Linked DNA regions of Homo sapiens: region 2 is linked to region 1. The links are chromatin contacts, found by Hi-C in ENCODE. All regions are on one chromosome and are shown on one strand. Each heading gives the region's core, a stretch centred on a gene start or an enhancer-like site at or near the end of the contact. The rest is flanking DNA. Distances are from core to core; before and after follow the strand shown.

Evidence for each region. A loop is a pair of places that touch in the nucleus more often than their neighbours do. Pooled maps may share reads with other maps.
Region 2: a map with no recorded cell type shows a loop between it and region 1 (8-fold over the local background). The contact joins two enhancer-like sites. A Hi-C loop is called at or near these places in 4 of 37 single-sample maps with no recorded cell type and 4 of 50 pooled maps.

The regions. Positions count from the first base shown.
Region 1 is chr15:69,756,965-69,760,913 of GRCh38, reverse strand. All of the region lies in intron 2 of LOC107984788 (a long non-coding RNA gene), which reads right to left. Among named protein-coding and RNA genes, the nearest start is that of LINC00593, 76 kb to the left of the region's middle. Within about 2 kb of position 1,738, at least 5 of the 41 ENCODE cell types and tissues checked have a DNase peak (open chromatin) inside an H3K27ac peak, as active enhancers do.
Region 2 is chr15:70,433,323-70,437,271 of GRCh38, reverse strand. No RefSeq gene overlaps it. Among named protein-coding and RNA genes, the nearest start is that of LINC02205, 71 kb to the left of the region's middle. RefSeq lists an enhancer at 750-799 and a silencer at 1,610-1,813. Within about 2 kb of position 1,736, at least 4 of the 41 ENCODE cell types and tissues checked have a DNase peak (open chromatin) inside an H3K27ac peak, as active enhancers do.

The sequences.
Region 1 (3,949 bases), core at 489-2,988:
CTGTCTTTGGGCTAGGACTACAGACTGTTATTTGATTTGATTACTGCTTCATTTGATTATGGATGGACTCGGGATTGAGGGGGATAAGGATATCAAAGAGAAAATGGTGGCCATATCCCACCTACGCTAAAGTAAAGAGTACCACTCCAGCCCTTTGGAAGAGAACATCCCCAACTCTTCCCCAGCAGATCCACTATATGGAACCCACTGTGGTCAGACTGGGGTCTGGCTATTTCCTGCCACACCCTGAACTTTCTCACTTCCTTTCTTACCTATACATTTCCAGTTGCCAAGAATGTCACCCCTCTCCCCATCTCCACCTCTCAAAAATACCATGCAGCCTTCCAAGGCTAAACTCAGTTACAGCTTTCTCCACTGAGCCTCTTCTGTTCACTGCAGTCAACAGTCTCCTGACCTGCCTGCTCTTTGAGATCTTGTAACATTCACTTCCCATGTGCTAATTTACTCATGTTACTATCTGACGATAATGTGCATTTTGCAATGTTCTGTTGCAATTTAAAGGAAGAAAGTTATGATGTCTTGAGGATAATGGCACTCTTGGGGCCAAAAGAAAGAAGCTGGAGTCCAACTAAGCTACTTTCTTCCTATCTGATCTCTGAGAAGTTATTACCCTCAGTTTGTTCATCAGTAAAATCAGGGTTTTTCTAGACTTGAATATCAGATAAGATAATCGTCCTAAACATGCTTTGTAAACTGTACAATTGTGGTGTATATGAAGAATAATTAACATCATCTTCATCCTTTCCATCATTACTGTCAGCATCATCAGCATCATCACTGCACTTCTATTTCACTTCCCATGTGTTAACATACCTGGATAACACATATTTGTTATCTCCTAAGCTGGACTGTGGGTCTCTCATGGTTAGGGACCTAGCGGCATACCTCTGAACCTCCTTATCTTACACATAGCACAGGGCTGGGTACACCGTTGATATCCAGTGACTGTTTCTCAATTGATTGATAAACTCAGATGAAAATAACTCAATAGGAGAAAGCTATATATGACAAGGAATCTTTCAGAGGTCCTGTTTTATTTCTTCCTTTGTTGTAAAAATAACAAATGGAAAGAAGTACATTATTAAAGTCAGCAACATCTCTCCCCGCACCTGACAAGAATGGTCTTGCACATTTTTTTTGCCATATCCCTTGACAGCACCAGGACACTTCTCATTCCATAGTCTCATCCAACCTTCAAGAGAATCCTTGAAAAGGAAACAGGGAACCGCAGGTGCATAACGTCCCATTCTACAGTCAAGTGAAGTGAGGCCCAGCAACATGATCTCACTTACTCCAAGATGGAGCATTGAGTCATTGGTAAAACCCCGCCCATGAAGGAGGTCTCCTAACTCTTGGCCCTTGGATGTTTTGAGGTGGACACTGATTCCACTGAAAGAGAATTTTCTACCACTAATCAAGGAGACAGAGGTTTTATAAATGATACCTTATTTATTCTTCATGGTGTCCTTGAAAATGACCTATCATCATCTCCTTTGTATCCATGAGGAAACTGACACTCTGAGAGGTGAAGTGACCTGCCCAAGGTCACGGAGAAGAGGTGGGGCCAGGCTCTCATTTCCCAGTACCCACTGAGCACACTCTAGGCATGTGGGCTGAGCCTACTGCCGGGCTGTGAATCTCTCCCCCCTGTTCTCTGGTTCCTTGATTCACAGGAAGTTCAGGTCAACCACATCCTGCCACGTCTTTGCAGACAAGATAACGATCCCCACCACCACCATTCTCTGTCCCACCACAGCCCAGCAAGGGCAGACAGGCTTCCTTTACTCTTTTGATAACCACTGTATGTCACAGCTAAAAGGGGCCTAACTCTGAGTTTCCCTCCTTTAAAATCATCTGGTCCACATGCTAATGGTCCAGAATCCCCAGGTCATCTCTATAGCTTGAAATAATCATTCTAAAGTAGGGGTCCAGGAATCTGTATTTTTAACAAGCATCCTGAGTGATTCAATGAGTGTTCAAGTTTGGGAAACCACTAGTTAAACCCTGCTGGGATGACTTTTCCCTGTCATCCCAGTAGTGTAGGCTGGGTTGTATCTTTGTCATACTTACTGTGTCTGTTATAAGGGGCCACTGAATGCTACTGAATTTGTACTTTGCCATTAAGGAAGAAGGCCTGGAAAGTTAATTAAGCCAGCTTGAGATCTAACCCGTCCAGCTCTGCATAAGCAAGAGGAATGATGCATTTGGAGGCCCTCCTGAAGAACTCCCAGCATGCCAGCCTAAGTCCACATGTTCATCATCTGAAGCCACCTTCTTGGAGTGATCTGGAACTGACCCTCAATCCACAAACATTAACCTTTAGCCCAGCAGTAGGCAAACTACTTCCTACAAGCCAAAGCCTGCTGCTTGTTTTTTGTGAAGTTTTATTGGCACAGAGCCACACCCATTTGTTTATATATTGTTTATGGCTGCTTTTGCACTACTATGGCAGAATAAAGCCTAAAATATTTACTATCTGGCGCTTTACAGAAAAAGTTTGCCAACCCCTGCATTATCCCATCTATCAACCAGCAAAGCTTCATTCCTGTGGCTGTATCAGATGGCCTCTGGCTTTCCCAGTCATGTACCCACAGTATCACAGCAGCAGAGTGCTTGAGCACCTCGTAGGGACTTTAAAAACATGTTGAATGAAGAACCATCACAATGAGCTATTTCAATTTCCATTATGCAAATGAAAAAAATCACAGCTTTTAGAAACATTAATTATGTAAGCCAAGGTCTAAGAGTTAGAAAGTGCTAGAATTAGACCGGGAACAGTGGCTCATGTCTGTAATCTCAGCACTTTGGGAGGCCAAGGCAGGCAGATCACCTGAGGTCAGGAGTTCGAGACCAGCCTGACCAACATGGTGAAACCCCATCTCTACTGAAAATACAAAAATTAGCTAGGCATGTTGGCAGCTGCCTATAATCCCAGCTACTTGGGAGGCTGAGGCAGGAGAATCACTTGAACCCAGGAGGCGGAGGTTGCAGTGAGCCGAGATCACGCCATCGCACTCCAACCTGGGCAACAAGAGCAAAACTCCGTCTCAAAAAAAAAAAAAAAAAGTGCTAGAATTAGAATTTTTATTGATCCCAGGTACAATATTTTGTCCTATCAACTTGAGGCAGTGATCAGGCAGAATCTTGCCGGAAATGTGCAGAAATGGGGCCTAGGGTAGGTCTTTTGGATGAAGGACCTGGATCTTGGGGCTAGGAGAGATGGGAAGGCCCTAGGAAAGAATGAAGAATTATCTGAAAGGATAAGCAGGCCTTGTCCTGCTGGGAAAATAGGTACCTTGAGAATATATTAAGCTAATTCATATTACAGTGTTAGCTTCTTTCTGGACCTGCTGTGACAAAGTTAATGGAGCTTTTTCACCTGGGGGTAAAGGAGGGTACATCAAGGAGCACAGAGAAGGGAGAGCAGAGTGAGTCAGGCACGCTTACCAGAATACGACTCAAACCGAACCAGGTCTCAGTGGTGTTGAGTCACTGGGGCATCAGTCAGGAGCCTGGGCAGCCACCTGGCAGTGGGACTGCGGTGGAGGTGCCCACCCCAGGGGATGCCTGGGCCCAGTGAACATGAAGCCCTTCCCAGCTCTGAGGTTCTCAGAACCCTTTGTGGCTTGAGTTAGCCCTGACACTCTCCCATCCACTTTACGGAGAAGCATTAAAGCCACCGAACACCCCCTCTTGAATCTGATGAGATTCAGCTTTGTCAGACCCACTTTCCCAAGACAGTCATAGAAAATGGGGGATTCTCTGGGTTGGCTGTTTGGAATTCTTCCCCAGATAAATCACGCCCACGAGGTAGCACCAACAATATGTAGTCTCTGTTTCTTTAAAGTGAAAGAGAATATAAAACTGAATGCCAAAGACTCTATTTTGTTGTTTTTTCCTCTAACCTTTATAGTTATCGCACTTACAC
Region 2 (3,949 bases), core at 487-2,986, 680 kb before region 1:
CGGCAGGAACACAGAGGCCACATGACAGAAGGGCTTATAAACTGCCATAGAGTTTGTCCTTCATCCGGTCTGTGGTGGGGAAGCCAATGATGCACCTTAAGCAGGTGAATGACACTGTGAGATTAGTTTCATTTCTTTTGAATACTGACATCATTTTTTAAAAGATACTATTTTTTCTAAAAAATTCTGTATGTTCATTACAAAAACAAATCAAACCATGCATCAAAGTACACAAAGATGCCTTTTCAACAGGTAAACATCTTCCCAAACTTCCTCTATGTATACACACAGACAAAAAGTTAGAAGGATATAGTAGAAATAAAATAAAATAAATGAAGATTTAAAAAGAGGAAAAAAGACAGAGAAATAAGAATTAACTAGTCTACCTTCTTTCACTGGGTATAGTCAAGGCTGTTTGCAATGCTTGGAACTCTGGCAACTGTCTTGTAACCATGAGGAAAACTAGTCTGAGGCAGCCGACAGACTGAGGGTAGCAGAGCAGGAAGATGGAGATAATCTGAGTTTTGGTGATGTAAGGTAGCTGCTGGCCTTCACATACAGACCACCATGTGATAACTCTGGTTGTCACATGTATGCTTTTCCTGCCTACCTAGACTCTAAATTCTCAAGACTCAAAACTGAGTAATAATGAAGCCAGTCTGTGGGATGTAAGGGCAAGAGCGTGGGCTTTGGAGTTGAACAAAGCTGCCTTTGCATTACAGCTCTGTGAGGGGGAGTTACCTAATCCCTTGATGCCTCATTTTTTTAAATCTCTGAAATGGCAATAATAAACCCGCTTCCAGAGAGGTGGTAAGCATTGCATTAGATTGCATATGTAAGGTTTCTACCACAATGCCTAGGACAGGAGGGACTCAGAAAATGATATATACATGATTATATATGAATGAATCTGAGAAAATATGAAGTATGCCACTGAGTGAAAACACAACATGGTACTTTTATTTCTTCAGTCTTTTTAGCACAAACTAGACAGACTATGAGAAGCAGAGTTCTATCTCTGAAACTTATGGGCAGATTAATTTGGGGCAAGTTCTTTTACTTCTCTAAGTTTCAGTTTCTTCAGCTGTTAAACTGAGACAAGAATATTTGAAGATTAAATAAGGCCATGCCCAAAGCACTTGCAACATGGTAGGCTCTCAATAGACACTAGTTTCCTTCTTCATGCTCTGCCCCTCCACAACACACAAGACACAGACGTGTGTTCCATAAACACGTGCTCTCTCTCTCTCACACACACACATACCTAGAACACACCCACACAAATGGACATGCACAGACACATGGACCCACACATGTGCAGACACACAGATACACAACTTTCTCAGCCCCAGAATCTTCCAGGAGGTTTTAGAAGTAGCTGTTGCTGTGTCTGTCTGCAAGACCTGTTTACAAGGCAATTATGAACTCTTTTCGCCAAATGTAGGATCTTCAAACAATGAGCACTGTTGCTTAAAGGAAGACTATTCCTGGGGGAAAATACTTTAAATGTAATTATGTCTTAGCTGCACATCTAGTAAATAACTAGACATGCACTGCTTTGAATATAAAATGTCACATTTTTGCAGATGGGACAGACAAATTTTGGCAGTCAGAGGAAGTCAGGAGAGAGAAATGAAAGAAGAAACCACATACTTCCTTTTTATTTACCTGATGTAACTGGGCCTGGCCCCGGGGGCATGGGGCTGGGAGGGCCCTGAGGGCTGGCTTTGGCTGAGACAGGTGCAGGGAAGGTGAGAAGCAGGCTGAGGAGCACAGAGAGGGAGTCTGTGTCTTGATTTCCTTTCTTGTTTACTTCTTTTGTGTCCTTTCCCACCCTCGTCACCCTGGCCTCAGTCTTCATTGAGTCTTCCCTGGGCCGCATCCTCACTAGTTTCCCCAATTGCATTCTTTCCTCCTCTGACCTGTTCTGTGTAACATCACTAATCATTTGTTCCCTGAAATAGCACTTTCCTCTTGCCACTCTTGCTCAGAAACCTCCCTATTTCTCCCTTTCGCGTCTTTGCTTCCTTGGCTTCTCAGTGGAATGAAACAGTCTTTTCACCAGGACTCCCCAGCACGCAGCTGGGCAGTGCAATTTCCATGGTCTCCAGAGCAGTCTGGTCCTAGAAACCATGAAGTCCAGCCTTAAGCCACAGAGCTACAGTCATGTGTCTTTCAAAGCCCAGAAGACCTTGTTCATTGCATGACCTGGACAACTCTCCTGACCTACCTTGTACTCCTCTTCCCAACCTGTCTCTTCTCTACTGATTTTTCTTTCTGTTTCACCTACCTTGGCTACTGGGGCTGGTTCCTTTCCCCTATTTACCCAACTTTGACCTTTGGCTTTCCTCCTAGCAGGAGGTTTGGATTTTCCCTCTGGCCAGGCTTTCATTCCTTTATCTACTAAGTACTTATACAGGACTTACTGGTGCCAGGCTACATTTATGGAGGCACAAAGAGTGTCTCCTATCTGGAAGAAGAGGCCATTAGACAATTCACTGTGTGTGTGTGTGTGTGTGTGTGTGTGTGTGTGTGTGTGCGCGCGCGCGCGCGCGGGTGGAGCGGGGGGGTGGTTGGGGGTAGGAAGATGCACAGAGGAATAAATTGTTGTCCTTGAACTCTGGCAACTAACCAGAGGTCAGCCAATAGTATTTTATCCTTAATTGATTTATCAGATTAAGCTTTAATGGAGCAGGGAGGAAGTAGGAGCAAGCCAGGAAGCCATTACAATGGAAGAGATTGTGCTCAAGAATTCCATTTGATCTTCAAACAACCCCAAGAAGGAGGGGTTTTCCCCATTGTCCACCCAGGGAAGCAGGCTCAGAGAGGCCAGCTGACTTTCCTAAGGTCACCCAGCTGGCAGTAGAGGGTCCTGGCAGCCTGATGGCATTGTTGGGTGCACTCCTGAGGCCACGCTGATCCCAGGGCAGGGAAGAATGCCAGGCACCCCTGGTCAATGTCGCTTCCTGATCAGCCTTCTAAGGATCGTCCGGGTCTGCAAGTCCCTTCCACGGGTTGACTAAAGCTGCCTCTTTGCTCTGGAAACCCTCTACCTTCCCTCACTGGCTCATCTTCCTGGCTTCTCTTTGCCTTGGCCCTGGGGGCGGAAGGGGAACAGCTGAGTTGTCATCTAAGCTTGCATCTTCCAGGGCAGCAGAGGAAAAGGACATTGATTTATGATCAAAAAGGCGAAGGAGGATGCCGTGGGGAGGACGCTGGTCGGCAGGGGTGGGTGGGCGATAAGAGAGAACTAGAAAGAATAAAAAGAATCCCTAAGCCTTAAAAACAGAGCTTGCCCTCTGATTCCTGGGTAGGCGTGGGTTGAAAATCTTTCATGTAAAACTGAAATGGAATCACGAATGAGGAGAAATCATCTTGGGGCTTGGGTGTGCCTTACAGGACTGAATTAAATTTAAAATGTATTGATTTCCCCTGCTGATTAACAGGCCTGGCACGCGAGAAGGGCGGCAGCCCAATAAGCAGCTGGCACCGCTGTCCCAGTCCACCAGCGTCCCCTGCTGCATCCCATGTCACCTTGAGTCCTGGCAATTTTCTAATTAGCCCAATGGGTTATGATTTGAAGCCGGAAGAGCCAATTAGCAGGAGTCTCCTTTGACCTCCAGTTTGGGGTGATAGGAGACGAGGTAATGACTTCAGACAGAGGGAGGGAAAAAACAAAACTAAAAATAAAAATAGAAAATATCAAGAGCAAAGACCGAAATCTTTTTGGTTTCCTGATTAATAACCCTGTCATGCCGATCACAAGCTCTAAACAGCAATGCTGGTTGCAGCTGAATTTTTTATACTTTCTATTAATCTTTAATGATAGCTTGGTCACCTAGTCTCTTTTATCTTGTCAGATAAATGTATGGTTAACAGGATAATGAGATTTCTAAAGCCCCATTCCAGCTCCCAGCTATCGAGTGCAGGCGGTGACCTCTGACCCCTG